Linked DNA regions of Homo sapiens: region 2 is linked to region 1. Evidence: chromatin loops called from intact Hi-C (ENCODE). Cell type or tissue: Caco-2. All regions are shown on one strand. Links, peaks and the distances in the headings refer to the core of each region. The heading gives the core; the rest is flanking DNA.

Region 1 (16,038 bases), core at 2,919-7,918:
TTACTTTGCAGCAACTGAAAGAATTTAAAGATATAAGGGGTCTATCCTATTGGGTGCTGCTGGGTTAGAAACATTTTAAGATCAGATAATCCAAAACAAATATATTATATTATTCCATTTGAAGGAGTGAGCAATAAGTTTTATAATTTTTGTATCGGATAGATACTTTTTTAAAAAAGAAACAACACTACATTTTTCTTCACTTTTTCTGTAGACCATGGGATATTTTGTGTTGCTTTGGTGATTGTAAAAAAAAAGTCTTTAATCTAAAAAATAGAAACAGGGTAAATACATTTAAAATTCTTTTTTAAAGGCTCAGGCTTATTTATGCGAGTTATTTTAATTATACTTAAAAATGCACTCACTCTAACATACATATATTTGAATAATTCTTTTAACAGAAGTTTTACTGTGAAATGGACTGTGCTTAATTGAATGTTTTCTAGGTGCTAGGAAAAAATAATTTGATGAATATCACCAACTCTTTACCAACAAGAATTCATGATATAGCCTGCCAAGCATGTATTATCAAAGTTTCTGTAGCTGTAGCTTTAACAATGTCAGTTATTATATGATTTTTATATGTAACTCCAGTAATGCAAGTTATTAAAATATAAGAATATATAGCTTGATAGCTAATATGAACAAATTTACTTGAATAACCTGAAGATACCTTCAATTAAAATGTAATAGCTTTGAGTATGGATTGTTTGATTTAATTCAAGTGCCAGCAAGCCACATCCTATTTAGGAAAGTCTTTTAAACGTTTCCTGAAAAAGCACTATTAAAGGATTAAGTAATGAATCTGGTGGAACTCTTTTTGGTAGTGCTCTGATATCAAGACTTTTTTTCTTTGTTTTTTAATGGGAAATATATTTTAATTGTATTCATAATTTAGGAAGTCTTATTTTTACAAAATATTATATGTTTCCTACCTTGCAGATAACCCAGGAGGCTGGAGAATTCATGATCACTTTCCCATATGGCTACCATGCTGGTTTTAATCATGGTTTCAACTGTGCAGAATCTACAAATTTTGCTACTGTCAGATGGATTGACTATGGAAAAGTTGCCAAATTGGTAAGCTATGCCTCAAAAATAAAGCAAAAATTAAATGTGTATTCTGGTTATTTTAGTAGGAACCCTACGATCCTGTGCAGCATTTATTTATTCTTCCTCACTGGCGCCATGTGCCTCTCACCACAGCAATTCACTTCAGGCTCGATACATTTATTTTACATAGCCAATATTACCAATTTTAGCTGAATTTGTCTGTTTTGAGATTAATGTGGAGCAATTTACCCTGATAGGTAATTTGATGCGACGTGTGTTTGCTTTTTATCTTGAGGCCTCCAGTTGGTGTTTTGCAAGATTTTCCAGTGGCATCATGTGGCTCCATGTTAGGTAGACTCAGATCTCTCCCTGTTTGCGATCAGTTTGTGGCTTAGAAAACAGCACTTTACAGAAGGGAGTGTCTGATAAAATTGTAGCAAGAGATGGAGGGAGGTTGGTAGGAGGAAATGATTAAAACTGCCCTTAGTGCAGAAATGAAATTCTTGAAAGTAATCATGTAGAACACATTTTAACAGGAAATACATATTCATGTTAAATTTGGTATAAAATTTTGCATCTCCTGCCCAGTGTATTTAATTTAGCTCACATAGTGGGTATTTTCTTTCACAGGCAATAACTTCTATTAAATTTAATTACTTTCCCCCTGTGGTGTTAAATAGAAGACATCTTCAAAGTGATGGTGGTTTCTATTAGGTTTGCTTCCTTTCCTGTGGCTTTTAAGGGAAAGGTGCAGGCTGGCAGAGGGCAGCTTCTAAATAAAACTGTGTGTTTTACAGAGGATGTAAAGTTGACGTAGATTTAGCAGAAAATGATAAATAAAGCGTATGTGGTCTTATTTTGGCCATTGCATGGCTCAACTGAATATCATTCATTCTACACTGATAAAACTTACATGTGGAGCCATCAGGTGAACGTAGACAGAAGTATATTTAGGGGAGACAACTCTTAGTTTAATTTACCTGTGTATTTAGAAAATTGCATAATATATTAAAAGATAAATAAAATATAGCCCTTTGGCAGCCCAGGAGTCATTCGAATACATTCTTGACATAAAGGAAAGCCCCTGGTATTAGAAGACTTTTTCTGTTCTAAGTAATTTCTGTTTATGCTGAGTAATTCAGAAAGGAACAGAACTGTACTACTACTTCACATTGTACATCCTGTGTATTCTAAGAACTCAGTGTGTGTACTTTGGCCAACCACTGCATTGCTTTTGTGGAAATGTAATGCTTGCATCTGCCTTGAAGCAGTGTCTTGGCCACGAGGTTATAACAAGGTCTGTTATTTTATAGTTTGCACCTTTACTTACAGATATAAGTCAGCTATTACAGCTGTTCAGAGTCACCACAAATATTGATTCTTGTTTAATACAGGTCTCAGAAGTAGCCTATGATATTGGCCAGAATAGGACATTCCAGCCTTGGGGAGAAGCTAAACTACCATGTACATTGGAGTTGCATTTCCACATTTCCATGTGGAAGTAGAGTGGGTGTGGAGTGGAAGGAAGAGAGGCTGGTAGTGCTCCTCTCTGAAATCCCAGCTGACAGAGCCCATCACAGTTGTGGGAATGTGAAGTGTTGCACTGTGGTGGAGGAGGCTGGATCTGACAACCAAGTTTTCTTCTCTGGCTAGCCATGTAACATTAGGAAAGTCATTTATTCTTCATATATAAATTAGAAATACCTCTCTACCCTATGGGTTAGAGAAAAGAACTTAGGTATGTGACTATCTGTTTATTCAGTTTAGTAAGGGCTATGACTGTTTTGTTTGGTTCTGGGTACAAAATATTCAGTGCTACAATGCAGTTTTGGCCAGCTAATTAAAAATTGCTCTAACTGAATGTATTTGAGATTTTTTCAGTGTTATGGCCACCCCTTACTTCCTTTGGCCAGGTGATGTCATCTGAGAATATATTAGTTGTCTCTTGCTGCTGTAGCAAATTACCACAAACTTTGTGTTTAGAACAATAGCCATTTATTATCTCATGGTTCTGTAGGTAATAGGCCTAGCATTGGTCTCACCAGTTAAATGTCAAGATGTTTGCAGGATTGCATTTCTTACTGAGACTCTGGGGAAGAATTCATTTCCTTGCTCCTTTGGGTTGTTGGCTGAATTCACTTCCTCACAGTTGTAAGACTAAACGTTCATATTTGTTGCTGACTGTGAACCAGAGGCTGGACTTTTCTCCTAGAAGCCTCTCTCTAGTCCTCCTGTGTAGTTCCTGCATTTCAGAGCAGGCAATCCGCAAAATCCCACGTGTCATGCAAGATAGCGCATTCAAAGATCTCTGGGATTAGGATGAGGACATCTTTGTTGGGGGTGCAGGAGGGGAAGCATCTGCCTACTACTACAGGGGGTACCAATTTATCATTGACATATTTAGAATCTGCTTTGGGCTGGGGCAGTAGCTCATGCCTATAACTAGCACTTTGGGAGGCTGAGGCAGGAGGATTGCTAGAGGCCAGGAATTCAAGACTAGTCTTAGCAACAGAGTGAGATCTTGTCTCTACAAAAAATAAAAACAAAAATTAAGAAAAAAGAATATTTTGAGTTATGTAACCAATTTTAGTTATTTTGCATAAAAACAGGAAAATAACTTTATAAAGAGATAGTTTCGAATGTTTCACTAAAATATCATGTGCTTTCTTAATTTATACCATCAATACTAATATTTTCATGTCTATTCTTGGATAATAAATTACCTTACATTATAGTAAGCTGAGTTAGCATTTTTTTTACCCAGATTTTGGTATCTTTAATCAGTTATTTGACACATATTTTTGATCTCCAAGTCTGATTCTTTAGGTAACCTTATGAATTTACTGTGTTGCATGTATATGTAGTTTCTAATCCCTGGCAAATTTGTGCACTGGGCATACATTTATGTGTTTTCCTGGAAACTGATGTGTAGTGAATTGCACTAAAAAGACTTTTAGCATTGAGGATGCCCATATTTGTCTTAATTCTTTGTCTTCATCAGTTTGTTCTAAATGGTAACTATAAAAAAGTCATTGTTCATAAGTGATTATGAACAATACTTTTATAATTACTATGAAAATATGAGCACTTTTTCATAATGAGGCATTGGTGGTGATGCCACCTGCTTTACCTGTCACATGGGGTTTATTGAATGTGTATAAGTATCTGATAAATTATTTGTTGTACAGCATTAAATAAGCAAAATAGTGCAGAGTGTGGGGTCTGCATACATTATATGTGCATATATGTAATCACAAACACTATGAAATATATATATATATATAAAAATATAATTTTGTGTAATACAAACCAGTATTTTTAATTAGGTGACTCAGAAAAGAGCTGTTAGAGAAGGCAATTTGTTTTTTAATTAAAAAAAAAAAGTAGGTTTTGAAAAGATAACCTCATGTTCCCCAGTAGGGACCTTTTGATCATAAGTCAACAGGCTTTGTCATTAGGGACCTTTTCAGATGTCTCAGATGGCTGGTAGAAGGGGGAGAAGTTCTACTTATGGAGACTAGGCTTATCTGCTGTGTGCCAGGCATCATGTATGTTTCTATGAATTCATCACTCGTGAGTCATTGTTCTATGAGAACAGGGGTGAGAGTAGAGTTGACACTGGGAGGGGTTCAAGGTCTGCTTCCTTTGCTGTTGGCTACTTGACTTCTTCTGGTGTCCCTGGAGCAGGACTGGAGAGGGGGCTCCTGTGGCTTTCATCGGAATCTGTTACTGACCTATTGATATGTGATAGTTGTTCAATAAATCTTCCTGGCTCTTAAGATTTGGGTACATTTGATTAGAAATTTCATTATTTGTGTAAAGCTCAGATACACTTCCAAATTTTAGCAAATTCCTGGATGTTTGATATTCTCAGCTGAATTATTGTATTTAGGAGAGGTGTCTGTCCCTGTGCGTAAATTCTCTGTTTTTTCAGTCCTTCAGTCCAGATGGTCTTTTTTCACAGTATCCATCCAAACTGCCTCATCTCTCAAACAGACTTTTTTTGTGTGTGTATGGATTGTGTAGAAGATCTGGGGAAAATAGGCAGAGGAGAGAGTGAAGGGACATTTACCTTTTAGTTTTGGTAGCTGCTTAGTTTGACCATCCCTGTTTCTAATATTCTCTGATAATGGCCCAGGCCTTACCATTCTCCTCTCATTTCTGTCTTTGCTTGTGTTTTCCCTCAATGAGGATCATTCTGCTCTCTTGTCTTAACTTGCAAAATATAGCATAGCCAAATCCTGTAAGATGCTCCAGAACAAAAGGGCCTTGCATTTAGCAGGAACAACTGACCTAAGAAGGCAGTTGTGTAATTTTCCCCCATTTCTCTAATCAAAGACAAGATCATTACTGAAAAAAATTGAGAGTGATGTTTCAGGTAGTCACATGTTCATTTGCTGCTGATGGGCAGAGGTCAGATTTGGTGAGTGCCCAGTGAGTTCCTCCTGTGCTACATGTGTGTACAAAGAAGAAAAACATATATATTGTCTTCAAGGAGCTTTCAGAAAGAACAGAGGGGCTTTTAATAAAACTCCACTTGCAAAGTTGTAGTATTAATGGAACGTAACATCTAGTTCTTTGTTTTAGGAATCTTTGTAGCTTTGAATGTTGGCATAACAGAGTGAAATGCAATTATTTTTTCTTGATAGAGATTTAAAAATACTTCAACAGCTCGTTTAGCAGTTGAAATAAGACATTTGTGCATATTTGAGCTGACTGTTTTCTGTTTCTGGAGCATTCTTTCCTTCTGTGGTGGAATGAAGTCCGTGATTACTCTGTGCAGCTGCTGCCGTGACACTCACAGGTCTGCTTCCTGGCCAGGTTGGATCAAAGCGCCGGCCGGCAGGTTGTATTTCATTTTTCCGTTTGCTGGGATGAAGTGCAGTTGTTTGATGTTAGGTTTGATGGATTTGTTTGCCACTGCATTCATTAGCTTCACATCAAAAAACTGACAGGCTGTTAAATGAAACTTTGGCTTAGATTTTCAGCTTGACTGTTTGGAGACATTTGTGAAGATATTTTGTGTTTGTGTTTCAGCAGCCTCAAGCACTATGATTGTCTCGAAGGGAAGAAAAGTTATTTACTGTACTGATTTTCTTGAGTAAAAAAGAATCATTGTCTTGGGGACAGTCATATCTCGTTTATACCGTCTGAAGCAGTGTATTTATTACAGTGTGTGCAGTGAAAGAGACTTACTGTGTCAGAATAAATATTATCTTATTGGAAGGAAAGGTAATAGTTGGTGACACAAAAATGATATCTTTTATTTTAATTTTAAGTGATCATATTAACATGATATGTCAGAAAGTTGAAAAACTGTACTGCAGAGCTGGGAATGTTCTCTTATAAACTCCAGGAGTACTACCTTACTATCTAATTTTAAGACATTTTGATACTTGAATCCTCAAATGTTTGAACAAGTTTAAAAAGAGATGATAGAATTTTAAAACTGATTTCCCTTTAATCTGGCAGGGGTTTCAACTATTAAATTGTCTAGCATGTAAGTGCCATGATGTGGGTTCATTCTATTTTATATTTCAATTCTCTAAAATTAAGTTAGATATTTCTTAAATCTGGTAGCATCCTTCCAGAAAATCTTTAATCTTGGGCAGTCTTTATTAAAACAATCAGGGATCATTTTTGTGGTGAGTCTCTAGGTTATATTTTAATATGCTTTTGATCACAAAATACTAGTATAGTGATATTTCTCTGTTCCTGTGACATGTGAAGGAAAGAAAATGTAGACTGCTTTGAGTATTGTTCATTTTAACAGTTCTTGGCATTTCAATTTTAAGTGTCTGACATGACATATATAATATGAACTTAGTGAGTATGGGGATTTTATGTTCTGCATTTTTTTTTTTTTTACCTCTACTTTTTGCTGTTTCTGATTCCTAGGTTCTGATGGTACAGTGTAACAGAGCTGATGAGTAGTTTTGCTGCGCTCTTTTATTTTTTTGCTTTACTTTTAAGAGCATCTATAGGTTCACAGCAAAATTCAGAGGAAAGTATAGAGATTCCCCATATTCCCCTTCTCCCCACATGTGCATAGCCCCCCACATTATCAATATCCTTAACCAGAGAGGTGCATTTGTTACAAATAAAGAACCTACAATGATGCATCATTATCCCCCAATGTCCATAGTTTTTTTTAAACTTTTATTTTTTAAGGAAACCCAGGCAACCAGACCAAAGTCCGTAGTTTACATTAGGGCTCACTCTGGGTGTTGTACATTCAGTGGGTTTGAACAAATATACAATGACAGGCATCTGACATTGTAGTATCATACAGAGTGGTTTCACTGCCCTATGAGTCCTCTGTGCCTTTTCCATGGGGGTGTGTGTGTGTGTGTGTGTGTGTGTGTTTAACTTGCTAGCTCATGAGAAACCTCTACCTCTGGAGAGAGTGTTCACACATCTGGAAGAAGTATTAAGAGATATGAAGAACATAGTCACATTATGTCCTCTTTTTATACTGAAAAAATATTGAGTTGTGGGATTCAGGATATCTGAAACTTCAAGAAGTCTGAGACTTCAGGTATGATGGTATCAAACCAGTTGGTTAGTATATATTGCTGAAGTCTGGAGCTAGGGAGCCTGATTTCATTTGTTGTTAACTTGCATTTGCTGCATTATGGGATTTGAAAGGAAGTGATAAGCCTCATGATGCTGATGTTTAGTTCTTAACCTGAAATCAAGGCATTATCTGCTTTTGAGTCTATAGTTTGTCAGTACCTTAAAAGAAAGTAAATTTGCCTTTTGAATAACTTCTATACTCTATTGAGAATTAGTTTGTTTTTAATTCAGTCTAGTTTCTTGTAGTTAAATACAATAGTAATAATATTTGACATTGTCTCCAATATGTCAGATCGAGCTCTGGGCACTAGACACATCTTATTTTTCTTGATCAGTGATGATGCACATTCAGAGATAATTGCTTTCTGTCCTATACTGGCCCCCTTTTTACAATGTGTCATTTTCAGGGTGGTCCTATATCTTACGTTGAATTGGAGGGAGTTTGGGATGAAGAAGAAAATAGGGCAGTGAGGCCCGGCTTAGATGTAGGTTTGCCCCCAATGTCCTGTACCCTTCTGGACTCATTTTTCTAGGTGTAATGGCTTAAATAAGCGCCAGCCACGTGTGTGATTTGTGGGATCACTCTCAAGATTCTTGAAGATTCAGAATGGTCTTGTCCCATGAAAGCTGTAGCTGATGTCACCACCAAGTGGCTTTGGACTCTATCTCACAATTGGTTGAGTTTGGATTCCTAAAGTCAGTGGAGCCAGGGGCATGGTGGCATACGCCTGTCATCCCAGCACTTTGGGAGGGTGAGGTGGGAGGACTGCTTGAGCCCAGGAGTTCAAGGTTACAGTGAGCCGTGATCACACCACTGCACTCCAGCCTGGGCAACAATGCAAGACCTGTCTCAAAACACAAAGAGAAGCCAATGGACATGTTATTTTGGATTCGTCTTCTCTGTCGATAAACCTACATGTGAATTCCTTTTTAGTCTGTAGTGCAACCGTCGTTAACTCTGAGGCTTTGACTTTGCTCTTTGATTAAGGCGGTAGGGGTGAGAGCAAAGGTTTTCTACCTTCTCTTTCATTTTATCAAGTGTGTGTGGGGAAGTTCTGAGGCATCTGTCTGGATAAAAGGACTTGTGTATAGAGAATGAGGTCAAAGTTAAGGGCCACCTATCTCAATGTATGTTTGTATGATTATCAGGGGCCAAATTTTAGTGTAGCACTTTTGAAGCTTTAGGATTCTTTTTTTTTTTAATGCCTTAGTTTGGACTTTTCCATATTTTTTCAGTGTTTATAATAGTAAACACATAGGAAAAATTTTTACTAAAGGCTCTATTCTAGACATGGTGACTGCAGAAGAAGGCAAAAGTTGGTAGTGTGTTTTCTGGCTCATGATTACCCAGAAGAGAAAGCAGTGGGCAGAACATGAGGTGACGTTTGAGAGAAGCAGGCTGGCCAACCCCTGGAGGGAAGGAGGGACTGGTGGGAGAGTCAGCAGGGCCCTGGGCACCCCCCAGAGTTTGCCATAGTCAGATGCCCTGGCTTCCCACAGCTTCTCATCCATGCAGGCTTTCCTGCACTTCCACCCCTGCAGGTTCTGCTGAGGTGACACACAGTGGTTTATCTCAAAAGGGCTCTTACCTCACATAAGGGATTGTCAGATATGTGCTCCTAGGGTTGGTGTAGCAGCTCAGCAACCTCATGAGGTCTCATGCAGTTCCTGTCCTTCAGATTCACTGTCTCTGGGCAGGCTTGTCTTGATAGCTGTGCTTACTTCAGACATCTTGCTGCCAAGGGCAGGAAGCGAGACAGTGTGAGAACTAGGCTCATCTACCCCCATTTGCGAGGAAAATCTTTCCTTGAAACACACTTGAAAACATCCTTTTATGTCCTGTGGCCAACTGTTAGAAAGGCTGGAAAGGTAACTGGCGAGTAACTGGTGTTTTTAGGGAAAGGGGCTCTGCCTGTGGAGAAGAAAGAAAAAGATGGAAGAAAGAAGGAAAAAGATTCATTGACAGAATCTGCCACAATATGTGCTTCTGATACCTCATTTCGTGACACATATTTACTTTTAGCACCTATTATTTGGTGGGCCCTGTGCTGTGGCTAAAAAACTAAGTAAGACATGTAGTTTCTGTATAGTGGCGCTTACAGACTTCAGTCTATGTTCTCAGCTCTGTGGAACATTATAAGTATGGACCCCTGGCCCCACCAAAATCAGTAGGATTAGAATATCTGAGGATAAGGGACAAACATTTGCATTTCTGAAATCTTCCTGTGACTCTGGTGGATGCTGTGGGTTGAGAGCCATGGGTTTTTAGGGAGTTAAATTAGGCCTTTGTTGTTTGGGTTGGGGTTCTTCTGCATCTTCTATTTTTTTCCACCAGTATGAATTTTGAGTTCCAAAACATTAACTTAATATCTATTTATAAATTGGAGATGTGTAATGTTTTGTACATATATCATTTACAGTCTCTTTTCTCCAAGAATTAATAGGTGTTGTGAACACATATAGAATTGTGCCCACATATTTCATGATCAAGTAAACATGCCCAGTAGTACTTTTAAGGGGAGGAAGGGAGAGTGTTGGAAAAGAAATAGAGTAGATGTTAAAGATAGGAATGCACTGTATATACCTCTTTCTGAAGAGCTTAGTAAATGTCCTGATGGCTGTCAGGAGTGCACGTAAAAAACCCAACATAATCACCTGGGACTGTGTTGGAATTGTCGTTCTGTGTGGAATAGTTGTGTGACCTGGGGCAAATGACATGTTTCTGTGAGGCTTAGTTTTCCTACCTGTAAAGAGGGCGTTCACTTGTGCCTCACAGGTTGTGAGGATGCGGGTGGTGATGGGAGAACTCGCCTGGCACCATGTCCCTCTCCCCAAGTACATATTTAGGAAGTGACTCATTGTGGGTCATTTTTATGTCAGGGAACTCCCTGAATATTAATTTGGGGGAAGACTGGTGGAGTTCAGGCCTGAGGTGCTGAGAAACAGTGTCTGTGGGGACAGTGTTTGCAGGGTAAGTGTCAACAGCAGGCTGGGCAGATGGATATTAGATAGTTTTACTGACTTCTCACTCGCATTCAGGTGTACTTTTTTGCTAAAATGAAGGCAGTATGAAAAGAAGTGCCAATAACTAACAGTGGGTTTTTGTGGACCAGATTGCTGAGAGAAGGAATTTGAAGGAGCTGTTGCTTATATCTTCAGAAACACAGTGTAGCTCTTGTGCCCCTTGTTGAATTTGAAAGGCCGTGTTTTGTAATCCCTTGGAAAAAACACCATCCTGGATGGTAGAGATTACTGCTAAGCTTTGACTGTATTTCCCACATCAGTTTCATATACTTCAGGTTTTTTGATTCGATTAAAAAAACCCAATTAGTTTCTATTAACTGTTTAAAATTTTCGTAAAAGGTATTTTTGTAAGGCCTGATAATCATTTTCATTGATTTTTGGCAGCATATTCCCAGTTCTTAGGAATGCATATTCAGGGTTGTCCTTTGATTTTGAGTGTTAATTTTTTAAAAAGATGACTGTTTTGTTGATTATTGAAATAGCATGAAAACTTGTTTCTTTGAAGGTAAATAAAATTGAAACAGTTTTCAAACTTATATAATGATTTCTTTTCTTTTTTTAAATCATATTAGTAAAGATAATAAGAAAATGCCCAGTCCCCAGGAGAATGTAGTTGGTAGAGTGGGCACTGTGTTCTCTTGGCAGGAATATGATTGGAGTAAGCATCCTGAAGAGAAGGTGGGCAGTGTGCATCAGTCTTGGTAAACATCTTCTTGCGCTTTTACCATTTTCTCACACTCTTAGGAAATGAGCAGAAATGTAGGCAAAAGGTGATTGTTGTAGTGCCAGTTTTATCAGTGAAAATAGAATTGTAACTAAAATGTCCAATGATATAGGAATCATTGAATAACCAATTGTGTCCATACACTGTAATTTTTAAAAATTTTACAGAAAAGCATTGGAAAGGAAATCACTATGGCTAATAATATTACTACCCAAATATCCATTGTTGAAATTTGTAAAAATAAAAATATTTAATGGCACCCTTTCTAGTTTATTAAAGGTAAAAAACTGTTAACAGTTCATTGTATATCTCTTAAAATATCAGCATATATCTGTATCTTTTCGAAAATCTACACAATGTTATTCAAGATCCTATAGATTATTTTGCCATGTCTTTAATATATCATTCTGTTCAATATATCTTTCATTAGCCGGGCGCGGTGGCTCACGTCTGTAATCCCAGCACTTTGAGAGGCTGAGGTGGGCAGATCACTTGAGATCAGGAGTTCAGGACCAGCCTGGCTGACATGGAGAAACCTCATGTCTGCGAAAAATACAAAAATTAGCTGGCATGGTGGTGGGTACATGTAATCCCAGCTACTTGGGAGGCTGAGGCAGGAGAATTGCTTGAATTTGGGAGGCAGAGGTTGTGGTGAGCTGACATTGTGCCACTGCACTCCAGCCTGGGCAACAGAGTGAGACTCCATCTCAAAAAAAAGAAAAAAAAATCTGTATCTATGTCTATCTATATATTTATACCTATATCTATATATGTCTTTCATTTACAGCAAGTAAAACATTTCTGGGTTATAGATACTTACTACAAGAAAATTGTTGTAGCGTATCCCAAAAGAATGTGACAGGTGGTTTGCAGTGGATTTTTTTTTTTTTTTTGAGGGGCATCACAGAACCACAGTAGTACATAAGAGTTCATTGCACAGATCTTGTTAACAAATCAGAATGTTGAAAATGAACACCTTAGCTCATGGCTCTGTTTGCATTCCCTGGGTGCAGAGCAGATGGTAGGTGGGCTTGTGCTTGGTGCACGGGTCCAGTCTTGTCTTTGTTGATGGGCTGTGTCCACACCTGTCACCTCGGCTTATTCCACTACAGTTAATACTGGAAGAGATTTATAATGCCTTTGCAGTTTCTGTTTTACTGAATGACAGCATTTATAACTGGGTCTGTATATTTGAAGGAATGTATTTTTAAGAAAAACTTTAATAAATTCCTTTAGTAATGCCTTTCTCTGGCATCATAAAGGAGTATTCCAGTGAATTTGGAAGATACGAGAGGAAAAAGTAACTAAACGGCGTTAGTCAACAGTTTTGTGGCAATGGGAAATTAAACTGGGAATAACACAAAAGAAAAAAAAACCTAGCTTGGTTTCTAAGTACGAGCCTAGGCAAGGAGGGCTACATTAAACAAAAAACAAACAAACAAAAAAATCCTCAGCACAACAAAATGCTAACTGCAATAACCATAAAGGATACTATAGATTTAAAACATTATTGTCCATTGTTGCAGAGAGCAGATGGTGCTTAAAATATCCTTTAATTTGATGTGCTTCTTAAAAGAGCAAACAGCCAAAGAGTATATATCATCTATATTAAAAAATTAAATGCAAGCTTTTCTATTTTTGAGGATGCCATAGTATATATAGTTAACGAGGAACAAATGTAACATCAGTATGCCAACAGGGATACACATTGGAGGCCGTCTTGGCAGGAGATTGAGGGATAGATGAGGGAAAAGACTATGAAGAAACACTTCTAAACCCTGATTAGCCCTTGTATGAAACTCTTCTCGGTTGTATAATTTCCCCTCAAACTGACTCTACCAAGTGTTGATTGTCCTGAAATGTCTAGATTGCCTTACAACTACAGCCATTAGTTTGGGGGAACATACTTAGGTATATGGTCATAATTTTCAGAAAACATGGTTTCCTCCTTTAGTCTTTGACATTTGTTTAGAATATCAGAGAGGTTCTTCTGAATTTGGGTGCTGTATACACTTATGACCTTCAGAATTAATGCTGAATCCTAAGCCCTAAAATGATTCTTTTGAGAAAGCATGACCAAGACTTCGTAACAGATAACTGCCGTTCTCAGATTTGTAGGTGGGTTTAACTATAGCAGGGTATCTTAAATGGCATTTCTATAGTGTAGGGTCCTTGTGATCAATTTATGTTGCTTTTTGATCCAGTTACTATACAGACATGTTTGCTGGTGTTATTGAGATGGAAGGTGTCTGGGGCAAAGCTAAATCAGCCTGTGACTTCATTCAGCCCCTCAGACTGAAAAATGTGCTGAGCACAGATTCTCCTTCAATTCCTATTACCCTTTATTTTATGTTCACATTGAGGATCCTGCCAGTTAGAGTGGCCTCTGTGTAAACGAAGAAAATGATTTGGAGTTCAGATCCATATTTCTGAAAGTATCCAGGCTTTGAGTTGTGGAGAATCTGGAGCCCAGATTCAAATGACTGAGTAAGTGACGCATAGCTACTTACCGAGAAAATTGGGAAGATGCAACACACTCTGTTTTCAAAGAAACATTTTGAGGTTGGAAAGTATACAGACATAGAATTTCAAAGGGCACATGTCAAGTTTAGTTGTAGATTAACATGATGCTGTGTGTGTTGATTTCATGATGAGAGAGCACTTTTCCCTTGTTTTTTTTCTCCGTTTGCTTTCTGGAACTGATGGACATGATTGCAGATGGTGTCAGATTTGTTTTCTTAGAAGTAATTATTATTAAGCATTGAAGTAAATGGTACTTCTCGTTTGTGGAAACTCCACAGGGTAAACCTCTCCAGGCAACACTATGGAAGGAATTCTCAGCATCGTGGTATACCGTTCCTAAGTACCTGTTGTTGTCTCAATAGAGTCTATGGGCGAATTGGGAGATTAGTGACTCCAAGTCTTCTGCCTCAATGGTTTTGTCTCTGAGGCAAAGGGCTGGTACACTGACCAGAGCCTCCCACCTCAGCCTCCCTAGTAGCTGGGACTACAGGTGCTCCCACCTCAGCCTCCTGAGTTGCTAGGACAACTACAGGCACATGCCGCCATGACTGGCTAATTTTTACATTTTTTGTAGAGATGAAGTCTTGCTTTTTTGCCCGGGCTGGTCTCGAACTCCTGGGCTCAAGTGATCCTCTCGTTTCAGCCTCCCCAAGTGCTGGAATTATAGGTGTCAGCCACTGTGCCAGGCAGGTTTGGTTTTTAAAAATTTCTCTTTGGGTTACTAAAAGTGTTTGGCATTACATGATTTTTGTAGTTATTTGTGCACAGTTGTAGACTCAAGTGAATTTTAAAATGAAATTGCCTTTAAATATTAGTATGGCAAAAATGAAAACAGCATTGCATAGTATTGTTTATTTATATGGGTGACGTAGATAGGTATTTTATTTCATGGGAACAATCTAAGATTTATGATATGGATCAAGGATTCTAGAAACTATTCTCGTAACCAGTTTTAAACAAGGTCATTTATAACACCTCTGCCCAATTTTACTATTGTGAAAATATGCTTACAAGCATTAAAGGATTGACTCAATAGATTTTTAGAAAAATCTCTGCTATACAGCTGTTAAAAACAGCAGGGTGTATGTATTGATGTGATAATGATCTTCAAAATATATTGTTATGTGACAAAGAGTAGTTAAGGAATACTTCTTTAGCATGAAGCTGTATTTTTAAAAAGCAATCTTAAAAATATGTAAATTGAATGAAAAATAAATGAAAGATAAACATGGTTAATGCTATGGCCAGAGGAATGAACTTGAGATACAGACAGGCAAACCCTCATCTTTTATGCGGTCTACTTCTGTGAGGTTGACATTCATTTATTTATTTTTTTTGCAAGTCTATTTTCATGTATTATTTAAAATTCAGTAAAATTATTGTTAAAGTTTTCAGTAGTATCTGTACATGTAGAGCTCTGGACCAATGTCTAAATGCATCTTATAGACACATAGCAGAGATGTTTTAAAATTTGTTTCCTCCAGAATATTTAACTTGTAGCCAAAACTTTAGGGGAAGAGGGTAGTATAAATATGTGTCTTTACTCATAGGACTTTTTCAGCATTTAAAGCATTACTCTATAATTAATAATTGATATCTAATTAAGGGACATTTCACGTTGATTCTAAAATGGAAGTAAACAGCACTAATACAATTACTAACTCAAAATGCTGTTGAAAGAAGTAAAGTGGAATTCTGTGTTGAAACTATATTCAGATAAAATGGCGTTCTTTATTCCTTGTTGTAAAAACAGCCTGAAATTTTGTATTGGCTTTGGCTATGTATTTGTTTAACATTTTCATACAATTAAAAGTCACTATTAGACTGTAAATTGTATCATGGACTATGGTACTTAAATATTAACATATTAAATTTTCTACTCAAAGATTCATAGACAGTGTGGAAAATTCACCAGCAGAGGACAGTGTCGCTTCATACATTTTTTTTCCTGCAAAGTCCTTTGTAAGGAATGGATTTTCCTTATAACCTTGACCTAGAGTCTTAGAAGATATTTATTGGTTACACATTTGTAATCGGTATGTTTTATATTGAAGAGAAGATGATAAAAATGGATGTAACTTAATGTAGTAAGGGCTATTTATACTATTGTTTATATTCCCTTTACATTAGTTGTTTCT
Region 2 (16,038 bases), core at 4,570-9,569, 51 kb before region 1:
TAAAACGGGATGATACAAGTCAAATGAGGAAAGGCATAAATTTGTCTGTTGTTTTCCCTTTGACACAGGGTCTCACTCGGTTACCCAGGCTAGAGTGCAGTAGCGCCATCATTGCTCCCTGCAGCCGTGACCTCCTGGGCTCAAACCATTCCCCCACGTCAACTTTCCTAGTAGCTGGGACTACAGGCGCTTGCCACCACACCTGGCCAGTTTTTTTTTTTTTTTTTTTTTCTGGTAGAGATAGGGTCCCACTGTGTTACCCAGGCTGGTTTTAAAGTCTCAGACTCAAGCAATCCTCCCGCCTCGGCCTCCCAAAATGCTGGGATTACAGGTGTGAGCCACCACGCCTGGCCAAATTTGTCTTTTTAAAATTCTTAAAAATGAGTGTTTTTTACTTAAAATTTTAAAGTGTTTTTACACTTAAAAATTAAGACATGTGGCTGGGCATGGTGGCTCGTGCCTATAATCTCAGCACTTTTGGAGGCCGAGGCAGGAGGATCACTTGAGGTCAGGAGACCAGCCTGGCCAACATGGTGAAACCCTGTCTCTACTAAAACAAATAAAAATTAGCTGGGTGTGGTGGCATGTGCCTGTAATCCCAGCTACTCAGGAGACTGAGGTCAGGAGAATCGCTTGAACCTGGGAGGTGGAGGTTGCAGTGAGCAGAGATCGCGTCACTGCACTGCAGCCTGGGTGACAGAGTGAGACTCCATCTCAAAAAAATAAAAAGCTTCACATTAATGGGTTAATGAGAAACACCATGTCACAATGCTGAAATATAAAAATGAGACCAATTCCAGTATTTATGAGGGGATTGTTTACAAAGAGCTATGATATACTGGACAGATGATACATTTGCTGTTGAGGAGACTAACTGTTCTGTTATAATTTCCTCTTTTTTTTTGGAGACAGGTCTCACTCTGTCACCCAGGCTGGAGTGCAGTGCCACAATCATGGCTCACTGCAGCCTTGACCTCCCAGGCTAAGGTGCTCTTTCTACCTCAGCCTCCTGAGTAGCTAGGGCTACAGGCGGGTGCCACCATGCCCAGCTAATTATTGTGTATTTTATAGAAATGGGGTTTTGCTATGTTGTCCTGGCTAGTCTTGAACTCCTGGGCTCAAGCTATCTGCCTGCCTTGGCCTCCTGAAATGCTAGGATTACAGGCACGAGCCACTGAACCTGGCCTTTGTTCTAATTTTCTCTTTTTCTTTTTTTTGTCTTTTTTTTGAGACAGAGTCTCACTCTGTCGCCCAGGCTGGAGTGCAGTGGTGGGATCTTGGCTCACTGTAACCTCTGCCTCCCAGGTTCCAGTGATTCTCCTGCCTCAGCCTCCCGAGTAGCTGGGACTACAGGCGTCTGCCACCACGCCTGGCTAATTTTTGTATTTTTAGTAGAGGCGGGGTTTCACCATATTGGCCAGGCTGGTCTCAAACTTCTGACCTTGTGATCCGCCCCCACTTCGGCCTCCCAAAGCATTGGGATTACAGGCATGAGCCACCGCATCCAGCCCTCTGTTCTAATTTTCAAATAAGGAGTCCTGTAAGTTACTGACTGGGCACCTTCCTTTCATCTGTAAAATGAAATGATGTTTTGCTTTTGTTTTCCTAGCATGGGGGTTATCCCACCTCTTGTTTCTTTCCAATTCTATGTGAGATGGTGGTGCATGCCATGTTGTTAGGTAGAAGACATGTCCCCAGCTCTACAGTTAGCAAGCTTTGAGAGAGGCAATTTAAATGGGTGCTAGCTATGTCAGCCCTTGGAAAGACCAAGAGCACATCTAAATGTAACTTGGTGATGGCATTTTTGTGGTGGAAGAAAGACTGTAGTCCTGCCCATCTGTATATTCTTTTTGATGACTTCGTTAAGTTACGGGGTAGACCTGGAAACTTGAGAATCTTTAACAGGTTCTTTCAGTATTTTCTCAGATTCTTACAGAATCTAGGTGGCAGATCTTTTTTTAATAATTGGATTTTCTAATGAAGTGGTAGTTCCCCCTGTGAATTCTTGAATTTCAAAAATTTTTATTGGTCATTATTGGCCCAGTTTGGAGTTGGCTCTGTGGCACTGAAACTCAGGAGAAAGATGGGGGCTCATAGCTTTGTTTGGAAATCAGCCACATGAGGATAATATTGAAGGTGCTGAGGGTGACAGCAGGAAATGGGAAGGATGTTGTTGAGGATGGAATATAGAGTGATAACTGTGAAGATATGGAAAGACTTAGCGAGAGAGTGACAGGTTAGTGGTTTTGACCTAATTTTGGGGAACAAGGTTCATATAGACTTTTCCTCTTCTATTATATGGAAAGTACCATAAAAATATGATTAGTAATAATCGTGTGTATCAGTTTATCAATTTTTCTGTAGCCAACTCTGCTTTTATGTACAACAAATGAGAAAGCAGCCCCTAAAATATGCCAGAGTGAAGAACATCTTCACGTTTTGTGTGTTCAGTTGGAAGTGTTTCAGTAATCATCCAGGGCTGCTTCCACAGTCTCCGTGTTGATATTGTAGCAGTTTCTCAGGTTTGTGGGCAAGTGACTATAGCTATTCCACTTGGTGGACAAAGCAGAATGCATGATCAGGCCGTCTTTGGTGCAGTTCACAGAATCATCACCTGTGCCTGGCAAATGGCTAAGTTCTAGCAGACCTTCCCTGCCATTCTGCTGCCTCACAGAGACTTCTCTTAAGAAGTTACACAGTTTTGTTCAGGGCTGTGCTAGATCCTACTTATCCTGGAGCTGGTTATCAGTTTTCTTAATTGCTCAGGCTTTGTGTTTTGCCATTTTACTTTGTTTTTCTTTGGCCATTTGCATATTGATCATGGAACAGAGAGATAAAACATGCTCATAGAGTGGATTCCTGTTAGGTTCCTACCACTTGTATAGTCTCACTCCAGTTACTGGACACATTTATGGAGTAACTGATAGAGCTATTTAGTGTTGGACAAATATATGATTCATTTTAAAGCAGTAAGCTCACAACCACTAACTTCATATTTATAGCCTGTCTCCAAAACTCCTCCTTCCTTTATTCTTTTAAAATTACTGTAATAAGTATGGACTCTTTAATGCCTGCTACATTTTTTGCAGATTTGGCCACAGATTTATTTTCTTTTATCCACATTTCTTTTTTTTTTTTTTTTTTTTTTGAGACGGAGTCTTGCTCTGTCACCTAGGCTGGAATGCAGTGGCATGCGATCATGGCTCACTGCAACCTCGGCTCACTGCAACCTCCGCCTCCTGGGTTCACGTGATTCTCTTGTCTCAGTCTCTTGAGTAGCTGGGATTACAGGCCCACACCACCACGCCTGGCTAATTTTTTTTTGTATTTTTAGTAGAGATGGAGTTTCACCATGTTGACCAGGGTAGTCTAGAACTGACCCCAGGTGATCCGTCTGCCTTGGGCTCCCAAAGTGCTGGGATTACGGACGTGAGCTACTGCACCAGGACTGATCCACATGTTTTTAAAAGTTGGTTAATGTCACATAAAATTGGGATTTGTGGCTTAAAAAAAATCAGAAAATCTGGCAGCATTCCCAGTGACTGAGTAATGGCTGTCTCCTTTAGACAGGATAGTAGGTTGTCTCCAAATACACATCACCCCCAATACCCACGTTTTTTGACATATACCTGGCTGCCTTCACTAATTGCTGTTACCTGCCTGGCTCTTTGGGCACCTGAGTTTGTAAGTCCTGCTTTATTACTCAGCTCTCCACTTCCTGCTGTGTTCTTGTACTCTTTGTTTTTTGTTTTCTTTTTTCTGAGACAGAGTCTCGCTCTGTTGCCCGGGCTGGAGTATAGTGGTGCAGTCTTGGCTTACTGTAACTTCCACCGCCAGGGTTCAAGTGATTCTCGTGCCTCAGCCTCCCGAGTAGCTGGGATTATAGGCATGTGCCACCATGCCTGGCTAATTTTTATATTTTTATAGAGATGGGGTTTCACCATATTGGCCAGGCTGGCCTTGAACTCCTGACCTCAGGTGATCCTCCCATCTCTGCCTCCCAAAGTGCTGGGATTACAGGCATGAGCCACTGTGCCCGGCCTGCTGCCATGCTGTTTGGAACAGGATGCTGACAGCCCTCTTTGAAGTGGAATGGGCTGTGAATCCGTCGAGGTGCCCCTCTAAAAAGCTGTGGTCTGAACCCTCTCCCCATCTTTGAAAATGAAAAATTTAAGCAATTTTTCAAAATATTTTCACTTGTGTTTTGTAATCCTTTCTTTACAACTGTCCTATAAGGTAGGCATGTGTGGATTTATGTACTATTGGGAAGCCTTAGGGCTTTCTCCACTTCTGCTAGGAATAATGTATTTTCTTGAAAACAGTTTCAGTGAAAGACTGGACTTTTCCTGTGGTCCTTTCAAGGTAGCCACAGTCTTCTTGTGGCCCAATTTGCAGCACTGAACCCTGGGCGTAGCTCTGCCATGAAAGGCGATTGAGAAACCATCAGATCCTATAATTGGTGAGTGGTGGAGCCAGCATTTGGTTGGAGAACTTTTGATTCCAGTGCAGCATGGTGCTATTCTGATACTCGGTTACTCTTTCAGATTGAAATTCTTCATTCCATTTTACTGTTTGCTGGGTGAGTGCAGCAGTGACACAGTTTTCAAAAGTTTACTAATAATCTATTTTTTGTCTAAAAAAATCTTTTTTGTAATATTTGATGGACATGCCATCTTTTTCTTTTTGAGACATCTCACTCTGTTGCCTAGGCTGGAGTGCAGTGGCACAATCATGACTCACTGCAACCTCAACTCCCTCCTCAGCCGCCTCCTGAGTAGCTGGGACCTGTGGCATGTGTCACCATACCCGGCTATTTTTTAAAATTTTTGGTAGAGATGAGGTCTCTCTCTTTATTGCCCAGGATCGTCTCAAACTCCTGGGCTCAAGTGTTCATCCTGCCTCAGCCTCCTAAAGTGCTGGTATTACAGGCATAAACCATCATTTTTACGTACTTTTAAAAAAGCTTTTTCTCTGTTTTTCAGTACATTTTATAGTTTTATAACGTTGGATTGAGTCTTCTCTTTTCCTAGTTTTAATCCTTTGGACTATCTTCATTTACAAATATCTTTTGTTTTAAGTTTTTCTAATTTACACTATTTTATTTTTAGTGACATAATCAAATTAAATATGTGTATTTTGACAATAAATGTGACCATTCTCTAGCCACCCCTTCACACACCCCGGGTTCTGAAGTGCATCTCTGATGTGGTCACAGTAATTTTTTGTTTTACTGACTTAAACATTTGCACTACAGTGTTTAGGGAACCGCCTATCATAAGGCTTCCTTTAATATGTTGTCCCACACAGCACTGTTTTACATGATGTAAATGTGTTATACAAACAAGCTTCCGTGGTCAAATGATTTTTGGGAAATGCAGAGTTAAACGAAGTTACACAGGTTTCCTTATGAGTGCTTTTGGGGGTGCCTGTCAGCACTGTGACTGTCTTAAGAGCTAGAGTTAAAGAGGACAAAGTTTTTCGACCTTGGCATCTGATAGGACTGATATTTCTTTTTTTTTGAGATGGAGTCTCGCTTTGTTGCCCAGGCTGAAGTGCAGTGGCATGATCTCTGCTCACCACAACCTCTGCCTCCCGGGTTCAAGTGATTCTCCTACCTCAGCCTCCTGAATAGCTGGGATTACAGGTGTGTGCCACCACACCCGGCTAATTTTTGTATTTTTAGTAGAGATGGGGTTTCACCATGTTGGTCAGCCTGGTCTTGAACTCCTGACCTCAGGTGATCCGCCTGCCTCGGCCTCCCAAAGTGCTGGGATTACAGGCGTGTGCCACTGCGCCCAGCCTAGGACCCATATTTCTAATGTTGCATTGGAAATATTTTGGGAAAAATTGAGCTACTATGATTTTCACATTATTTCTTTCTGTAGGTGGAAATGGCTCATTATTTCTCAAGGTTTCTAACATGGCATGTTGCTGTGTTGTTCCCTTCAGTTTTGCAGAGACTGAGTGCAGTTACTGTGGAGAGAGTCCAGGATGGCCTAGTTGAGACATTGAAGATTTAGGAATGCATTGATTGATTGACTGATTGAGACAGGGTCTTGCTCTGTCATGCAGGCAGGAGTGCAGTGGCGCAATCACTGGCTCACTCTAGCCTTGACCTTCTGGGCTCAATTGATCCTCCCATCTCAGCCTTCCATGTAGCAGGGATTACAGGCGTGAGGCACCACACCTGGCTAATTTTAAAATTTTTTGTAGAGACGGGGTCTCACTGTGTTGCCCAGGGTGATCTTGAACTCCTGGCCTCAAGTGATTCTCCTTCCTTGGCCTCTGAAAGTATTGGGATTACAGGCATGAGCCACTGTGCCTGGCCTACGAGTGCTTTTAAACTGCTGTCTGATTCCTGATAGGAGGAAGATACTATCACTGATTGAAAGGGAATATCCCTAATAAAGTTCTCAGTTACACCTGTGTGCAAAAATCGTGGTCCAATTGTGAGTTGTTTCAGAAAACAGATGCAGGATACGTAAAGGAATGGGGCAGGACAGGCTCCAACTGGGTAATTGGCATGAAAGGAGAAAGGGGCCGGGGCACGTAGACTCCCAGGCTTAGGACTCCAGTTAGTCCATTGGAAGTCAGGTGAGTTATGAATATTGCTCATGTGCCTGCTGAACATGTGTGGGAGAGTTTTGTTCGAGGGAGACAGAATCCAGGAGGAGACTTTTGTCTGTGAACTTGGGCTGGTGTGCAGCCTTTCTGCTGAAACCTGATGGAATTAAGTTTTAAACAGTTCGGCAGATTCTAACTTGTCATTGTGGGGCTTGTGTGTAGCTGGGGTTTGGAGACTGCTTTTACACTAAATCATTCCTGTCACCTGCTCTCAAGTGAAGCAGTCTGCAGTGTAAGCCTTGCTGGTATTTGTGTAGAGTGGCACTGCCTCTGGTGGGAAGAATGCAGCAGCTTCACGTGTTTGCTGCTCCTGAACCTCAGATCTTTGTTGACAATGATGCTGAGAGAAGAGGATGATATGTTGTGTTTTGAAAGGATCAGGACTAGAAGCATAAACCTTTAAAAGGGAAGGTCCAGGAGTCAGATAGATTTAGGTTAATCATTACCATCTACTTCTAGCTAGGAGTGTTAATTTTTTCATTTGTTCATTTGGGAATAACATTACCTATTTTATAGGATTGTTTAGAATAAATGTAAGATACAAGTGTGTATAGTGTAATGAGGTAGTATATTGTATAACACTTCACTTTAATGATAACTAGGTGCATTTTTGGTCTAAGTATATGAGACAGACCTGGTACTGTTCAGAAGAGCCTTTGTGGAGCCTGTTTTTGGAGTCAGATAGCTAGTTTAATAGTAGAGAACAAAAATTGGAGAAAGAATTTTGAAACAATAAGATTTATCTCTGTTGGTTATTCTTAATATTTGCACAACTGCTTAATTGAAATTATATGACTTTTTATTTTAGCAAAATAAATTACTTTTTAGCAACCTTGCCTTGCTGAGAAGAAACTGCTGCAAATATGTTATTTGCCCATTAACGGGGAGAAATTCAGTAGTGAATTTAAACACATTTTATTAAATAATCACTTCTCACATGCTTGACTTGTTTTTTGGGAGGCTTTCCAGTAAGATTTGCTAGAGAATAGTGGTGATATTTATTATATCAGTTCTAATAATTAAATTTTATTTTATTAAAGTTTATTTTCATTAGCTTATTTAGTGCTCCGAGCAACTCTAGGAGGGTACAAGAACCCTTGTGTTTCCATGAAGAAAGACTTGACGCTCAGAAAAGCTCCGTGATTTTCCCCTCAGTGACCTGCAGAGCTGGGGTTATAATCTAGGTCTTTTTGTCCAGCACTATTTGATCTCTACCCTCTTCCCCTCATACCATGGGTCTAGGATGTCAAGGGATTCAACCCTGGTTATTTTTAAAAGATAGTGTCAGTCAGAAATAAAACTTAGATGTCTCCATATGTAGGAATTTTAGAGAAATAGTTTGTGTCTAAATTTGCAAGCTCATTCAGTTTAAAAATGGTTCCTATAATATGGTGCTCATTTATTACTTCAGATTCATTGCTTCACTAATGACTTTTAAATAGGACTCTATTATTAGAGTGATTGGACTGAAGTCTGATTGGACTAGAGTTAAGAGATTGCATCGCTATAAATAGAATGAGATAAAATATTTTACATAATGTGATTGAACTTCTATGAGGTCTGAAAAGTTGGAACCTAGGATCTTCTCTTTTTTTGTTTTTTTTTTGAGACGGAGTCTTGCTCTGTCGCCCAGGCTGGAGTGCAGTGGCACGATCTCGGCTCACTGCAAACACCTCCCGGGGCCGTTCTCCTGCCTCAGCCTCCCGAGTGGCTGGGACTACAGACGCCCGCCACCAGGCCTGGCTAATTTTTTGTATTTTTAGTAGAGACAGGGTTTCACCGTGTTAGCCAGGATGGTCTCGATCTCCTGACCTCATGATCCACCCGCCTCGGCCTCCCAAAGTGCTGGGATTACAGGCGTGAGTCTCCGCGCCCGGCCGGATCTTCTCTAAACGGATACTTTGACCAGTTTCCAAATAACAAGCTTCTCAGCGTGTGGCCTAAGTTGTAGATAGAGTGGCTACTTAAGAGAATTTGGGAATTAAATTATGTCCTTTGGCATGTTCAGTTATGTTACCTGAGTCAGAGTTTCATTAGCTGCTTCATCAATAGTTTTTTAACCCCAAAGCTTTAGACAGTAAGATTAACACACTGATTAGAAAATCATTTAAAGACCAAAATGAAAACAGAACAACTCTAAAAGCTTTTAGTGTGTTCAGGAAATGTTAGAAGTGGTTGTATGTGAAGCCATTGGTATAGTTATTGGAGAGGACAATTTTGGTAGACATAGATGAATTTAATACCCTCAATTTTTTATTTTTAAAATAGACATGGGGTCTTGCCATGTTTCCCAGGCTGGTCTTGAGCTCCTGGGCTCAAGTGATCTGCTTTCCTCAGCCTCCCAAAGTGCTGGGATTACAGGCGTGAGCCACTGCACCTGGCCAATGCGCTTCTCTAATAGTGCATTAGCACGAAAAGGTTGGAATGGCTTTAAAGGCATTTCAGTTTCCCCATGATTACACAGGAACATGCCTAGTCTCTGATATTTAGAATTTGATAAAAATATATGGTAAAAATGCATAGTTTGTAAAAATTTCTAAGCAGTTGTGAACTGTAGTCAATTCATGAGTGATTGGCCGGGTGTGGTGGCTCACGCTTGTAATCTCAGCACTTTGGGAGGCCGAGGTGGGCAGGTCACTTGAGGCCAGGAGTTCGAGACCAGCCTAGGCAACATGGCGAAACTCCTGTCTCTACTCAAAATACGAAACATTAGGTGGGTGCGGTGGCCTACGCCTGTAGGTCCAGCTGTGTGGAAGGCTGAGGCATAAGAATTGCTCGAACCTGGGAGGTAGAGGTTGCGGTGAGCTGAGATTGCACCACTGCACTCCAGCCTGGGCGACAGAGTGAGACTGTCTCAGGGGAAAAAAAAAAAATGATTGTTAAGTTCTAATCAAACCAGAATCTTTTCCTATCACCTTAACTCTTATAGTAGTGACTCTAACCTTCCCTCGCTCTGCCATCACCATCCATATTGTTATACTGTTATAAAACTACATTATTCCAGCAGTTTTACCAAAGTTGGGATAAGTATTTTTAATAGGCATTATGTGTTTAAATTTTTCCATTAACATAAGAGGTAAATATTTATTTGAAGCATCAGTAGAAGCACAGTGATCAGTGGATACTGCCAAGAGTTTTTCCAATAATTAGAGTGGAACTTTAAGGAAACAATGTATTACATGCTAAGATTGAATGGATAGGGATGGGAGAGAGATAGCAGAAGATATATTTTGCTGTTGGTTTCTTGATGTGATATGTGATGGTGAATATTACCTCTAAACTAATGTGCAAAAAAATCCCAAGAAAACCCAAATCTCAAAACCCCAAAAACAAAAAGGTGTGCCAAGGAGGGAGAGCACATGCCGGATCATCTACTTTGAATCAGTAATTTTTTGCTGACAGCCAAGTTGGGAGTGGGTCTGTAACTTTCATTTCCATTTGGCATCAGGAAGCTATTTGGTATAAATTTCTACCAGATAGTTGTATGGAACCACATTATGCTGGTAGTAATCTTTGACCAATAATAATGGACATATGTATGTGGCTCTTGAATAAGAGTTGTTTTATTTTTCAGTTTTCAGTTAGTTAGAATATACAATGTAATAATTTTGGTGGATAGTGGTTTGATTAGTAAATGCTATCTTTCATGGTTTAGTAAGATTTGATTTCTCTCTCTTTTTTTCTCTCTCATTCCAGGGTGTGGATGAATGGAACATAGCTCGCCTCAATACAGTCTTGGATGTGGTTGAAGAAGAGTGTGGCATTTCTATTGAGGGTGTAAATACCCCATATCTCTATTTTGGCATGTGGAAGACCACGTTTGCATGGCACACCGAAGACATGGACCTCTATAGCATTAATTATCTCCACTTTGGAGAGCCCAAGTCTTGGCAAGTTACTTGTTTAATATTCATTTACTTTGGAGTTTTGAAATTTGGGCATCAGGCACATATTGAAGAGGATTTTGTTCTTTGATTTGGTGGATTCAGATTTATGTGAGCTGTAAGGAAGTTTTTGACTGTAATAGTTAATTGTCTTCTATTCTGTCTGGGATTGTGCTTGGAAACCATAAACCCCATGGTAACTCGTACAGTCATGCACTGTATAACAATGTTTAGATCAATGATGGACCACAGATACAACGGTCATCCTGAGTTTATAATGCAATTGAAAAATTCTTTTTCCATGTTTAGATATGTTTAGCTAAATGAATACTTTGTAGCTAAATACTTTGTGTTAAAATTGCCTACAATATTTAGTTCAGTACAGGTTTGTAGCCTAGAAGCAATAAGCTATGCCATATAGCCTAGGTCTGTAGTAGATCCACTATCTAGATTTGTGTAAGTCCACTCCATGATGTTCACACAATGGCGAAATTGCCTAACAACATATTTCTCAGAAACTATCACTGTTATTAAGTGATGCATGACTGTATATGTAAAGTTGCCTGTAGTCCATTTTGTGAACCATGAATTGATAAATATTTTAGGCTTCAAGAATTTATTGGGCATCTTTACTTTGAGCATTTGTTGGATGGTATGTAGGAGGTAGTTAGGAGTGAAGAGCTGACTTCCTGGGTGTAGTTTCAAACCATCTTCATGATCTTCTGGTTCATCCTCCTCTAATTATTTTTATTTTATTTTATTTTTTTTTGAGATGAAGTCTTGCTCTGTCGCCCAAGCTGGAGTGCAGTGGCGCGATCTTGGCTCACTGCAACCTCCGCTTCCTGGGTTCAAGCAATTCTGCTGCCTTAGCCACCCAAGTATCTGGGATTAGAGGCCCAGCTAATTTTTTGTATTTTAGTAGAGACAGGGTTTCACCATGTTGCCCAGGCTGGTCTTGAACTCCTGAGCTCAGGCAGTCTGCCCACCTTGGCCTCTCAAAGTGGTAGGATTACAGGCATGAGCCACCACACCCAGCCAATGTATTTTTTATTTTTTATTTCTATTTATTTATTTTTTCGAGACAGGGTCTCACTCTGTTGCCCAGGCTGGAGTGCAGTGGTGCGATCTCGGCTCACTGCAACCTCCACCTCCTAGGTTCAAGCGATTCTCCTGCCTCAGCCTCCCGAGTAGCTGGGATGACAGGCGTGTGCCACCACGCCTGGCTAATTTTTGTATTTTTAGTAGAGATGGGGTTTCACCATGTTGGCCAGGCTGGTCTCGAACTCTTGACCTCAGGTGAGCCACCCTCCTTGGCCTCCCAAAGTGCTGAAATTACAGGCGTGAGCCACCACGCCTGGCCAAATGAAACTTTTTAATAGGTGGTCTAGGACTCATACAGGCTCCAGTGACAAGAGAATGTGATCGGATTATTCATTACTCAGATGTTTATTTGTTATTACTTTTTGTAGAGATGGAGTCTTAGTGTGTTGTCCAGGCCGGTGCTGACCTCCTGGGCTCAAGTGATCCTGCTGCCTCAACCTCCCAAAGTGCTGGGATTACAGGTGTGAGCCACTGCACCCAGCACTCAGGTGTTATTTGTGGGCCTGGTTTGAGCACATGCTTAAGGACAGGGATCTCTGTTGTGTTTGTACAGCATTACTGTAAAGTTTGTTGGAATGTCATCTTTTAGTTTTTTCAGAACTTAGCTTGGAGAGACTAGGAGAAATATTTTCAACAATGGTTAGGCTCCTGGACAGTTTCTCAGCTGCTTTGTTATCTTGATGCTCTTTCTGACATTCACTTAAAGTGTGGATAAAATTGAATGAAATGGGTGAATTCAACATGTTAATAAAATCTAGTATGTAGGCAACTACATACTATGTCTTGCTTAAGAAATCTGAAAAGTTAGTAGCAAAACTTTTCTGGGGATTTGTTAAGGAATTAATAAATGAGGATGCCTGGGACGTTAATTTGAGTTTTCAGTATTAGGAAAGTTTAAATGAAGTGTCTGCTTTCTAATTAAGAAAGATGGCTGTCTTGTCTTCTCCTGGGAACAGGTTGATGTTGTCTCCTAATGATCACTTCAGGAAGAATATTCTGGTCAGGGCTAAGATGGATTCTGGTGTCTTGTGTCTTTGGGAAAGAGCATCACTAATCATGAGTGAGAATAATTATGCCCATTTTCAAAGTATTTCTTTCTTGCAGCTTGTATATGTGCAGTAGTTAATTACTCTATTAGTTATTAAGTATACAGCCTCCATCAGACGCATTAAGAGTAGATTTATACTGTCACTATTATCCTTAACCTTGGCCATTGTTTATAATGATAAAATAATAAAATGTAGTAGTGAGTTGTAACACTGATTCTACATACTATTTCCTAAGATAACTACTGTAGGAAGAGAGTGTTATAAATGCCCCTACAGATATTTTCTAGTAGATGTATGAAATATTACATTTCCTCAGCATAAATAATTTTGAGGTAAACTTTGTCATTATTAAAATTCATTTTAGCAATCCTTATAATATATTTGAGGTGAGCTTTGAAAGATGTTAGAAGCAACACAAATTCATGGAAGTATTTGGAGGCAGGCGGTTTGGCAGAGCTTAGGACACGAGGGCCCAGTAATCAGGGCTGTAGTCTTTATTATGCACTAGTGCATGTGGCTTTGGGCAAATAACTCTGCTTGTCTGGACTCCAGTTCCTTCACTCCCCCAAGTCACAAGGTTAGCCAGAATGACCTCCAGTCATTCTGATTCTGTGACTCATGATCAGAGTCACAGGAATATTTTTATTGAGTTGACAAAACGAGAGGATGAAGGGCTGCAAGGTTCTGTATGCACATGTGGGTGCGTGTGCACCAGCGTCCTCTTCTGCCTGTCCTCTCCTTGTTGAGCTGTATCTCCCCTTCAGTATGGGATGGTTGCCTTTACTTTTCTCTAGTGGGTGGCCTCTCCTGTGCTTGACATATCTGTCACTATATTGTTTTCTCTTCTGTCTCTGACCTTATAGGTTGGCATTTCAAGTCTACTCCTTCCTCTTGAATTCTACCTCCAGGTACCAGGCTCTGGATGGGATTATTGCAAAGACTGCCTACGATTCCCTCCTTACTTACGGGCCCATGCTGCTCTCATCTGTCCATGTTTCACTTAGGGTTTGCTTAAAGACTCTCTGGACTATGTGCTGCCCCTACTTTAGACATTGTTTTGGCATCTTACAACTGGTTGTGGCCACCCCTCCTGCCATCTCCCTCATTTTCCCACCTCCTTTCTCCCCGACCATCCTCCAGCTTGCCTGTGTGTGCCTTGAAGTTAAGGTCCATGGTTTTGTTTTTTTTGTGTGTGTTTTTTTTTCACCTTTGAATCATCAGCACTTAACACACAGGGCCTGGCTATAGGAGCGATGCCCTGTAAAGAATTGTTGTATTGAATTAGAAGAGTGTTAAATTATTTTAGATCCATCTCTTTAAGGGCAGGCATGGAAACTTTTAATAAAAAAGATTCTTTTCTAGCCCAGGTGCGGTTGCTCATGCCTATAATCCCAGCACTTTGGGAGGCCAAGGTAGGCGGATCACTTGAGCCCAGGAGTTCAAGACCAGCCTGGGCAACATGGCAAAACTGTTTCTACAAAAAAAAAAAATAAGAAAATTAGCCGGTCATAGTGGCTCACGCCTGTAGCCCCAGCTGATCGGAAGGCTGAGGTGAGAGGATGACCTGAGCCCGGGGAGGTCAAGGCTGCAGTGATCCGAGGTGGTGCCACTGCATTCCAGCCTGGACAACGGAGGGAGACACTGTCTCAAAGAATAAAAAAATAAATAAAAATAAAAGCCTAAAAGGTAACTATTAAGAATACTAAGTTTCCTGAGTTGCTATACATAGGAGACATACATTTCTAGCTACCGTGTGTGGCAGGTTTGCGGAGTAAGTGTTCATGAACACAGGTTTGTACTGAAGAGACTTCAAAGCAGCTGATGATTTATTTGAACATTTCTGGTTGAAGGTTTAGGGGGAAAAGTATCCTTAGAGTAAGCAGATAGAAAACTGCTTTGACAGTCAGTGGTAAAGTATTATTTTCTTGGAATGAATATTGACTTTGGAGCCAGAAGTCCTGTTTTAAAACCCCAATCTGTCACTTACTGGGAATGACTTAGGGCAAATCACTACACTCCTTTCATCATGAGTTTCTTTCACTGCCAAATGGAGGCATGATTTATTCTCTGTCTACTTAAGGGATATCTAGGAGGGTCCAGGTATATACTGTGTATAAATGCTTTGTAAACTGTAAAGTATTATACAAATACTCATAATTACTATTATTTTAATAACCATGAAAATAATTTTTTTTTAGTCATAGTAGTTACTTAAAGTCTGAACTTGGCCATAATGTATGTATTTATAATAGAATAGGAGTTTCAGTGATTAAAAAAAAATGTGATTCTCCCTTCCAAGCCTCTTGTGTGAGTGCTTAACTGCTAGAGGATATAGAATTCAGATGGTATCTTGAGTCTTTCTTTCCCAGACTGGGTACAAACAAAATGAATAAGAAACTTTCGACTGGGTGCGGTGGCTCACGCCTGTAATCCCAGCACTTTGGGAGGCCGAGGCGGGCGGATCACCTGAGGTCAGGAGCTCGAGACCAGCCTCAACATGAAGAAACCCCGTCTCTACTAAAAATACAAAATTAGCCGGGTGTGGTGGTACATGCCTGTAATCCCAGCTACTCGGGAGACTGAGGAAGGAGAATTGCTTGAATCTGGGAGGCGGAGGTTGAGGTGAGCTGAGATCGCGCCATTGCACTCCAGCCTGGGCAACAAGAGCGAAACTCCGTCTCAAAAAAAAAAAAAAAAAAAACAAAAAAAAAACTAACTTTCAAATTTACTCTGTAGAGAACAAGGGAGATAAGGTGTAAGAGGATGTGTTTTAAGCTGTGAAAAGGTCTAAAATCAGGAAAGGTTTTCCTGAAGGTTTTTAGAAAATTAAGAATGGGTTGTAGCATTTTGGACATTGTTAAATTTCATTCAGTAAACTGAGATTTTGTTAAAATACTGTGTAGCAGTTAAGAAGTATCCAATTATTCAGGATAGATACACATTAGTTCAATGCTTTCTCATTAGAACTTTTGATCAGTGTTGTGTAGTACTTACCAGCACAGGTTTTTGTGTCAGTCTTGAGTTTTGCAAAACTCTTTACTCTTTACTGAGCATGTGACCTTGGGCAATTATTAAATAACCTCCATGCCTCAATTTTCTCTCCTAAAATACTCAGATGGTTTTGGCACCCACCTTGTAAGGCAATTGTGTGGATTAAATAACATGCTATGTACAAAGTACATATCACAGCTGGAGATGTAACACAGTGCTCAATAGATGTTAACGTTTCATACATTCATTTAGCAAATATATGTTGTATGTATACATGGCATGAAGTGTTTTAAACATGAACTTCATAAATTTGTATTAATAAGTGTTCTTGGTTATAAATGACAGCCAGGCGCTGAGGCTCATGCCTGTAATCCCAGCACTTTGGGAGG

Evidence for each region. Hi-C counts contacts between places; a loop is a spot of excess contacts. Peaks named below come from ENCODE experiments on the same cell type or tissue, not always from the same donor. Only the 100,000 strongest peaks of a DNase experiment are listed, where the experiment ranks them.
Region 2: it touches region 1 in a loop (2.4-fold over the local background); 3 of 110 quality-filtered maps call a loop at or near these places.

The regions. Positions count from the first base shown.
Region 1 is chr9:6,892,153-6,908,190 of GRCh38, forward strand. It overlaps KDM4C (lysine demethylase 4C), which reads left to right. Exons shown (of 22, transcript NM_015061.6): 8 at 943-1,080. Among named protein-coding and RNA genes, the nearest start is that of KDM4C, 140 kb to the left of the region's middle. In Caco-2, for the core only: no CTCF peak of the experiment used is centred there; DNase peaks (open chromatin) are centred at 5,879 and 7,399.
Region 2 is chr9:6,839,187-6,855,224 of GRCh38, forward strand. It overlaps KDM4C (lysine demethylase 4C), which reads left to right. Exons shown (of 22, transcript NM_015061.6): 5 at 10,321-10,514. Among named protein-coding and RNA genes, the nearest start is that of KDM4C, 89 kb to the left of the region's middle. In Caco-2, for the core only: a CTCF peak has its summit at 6,902; a DNase peak (open chromatin) is centred at 6,885.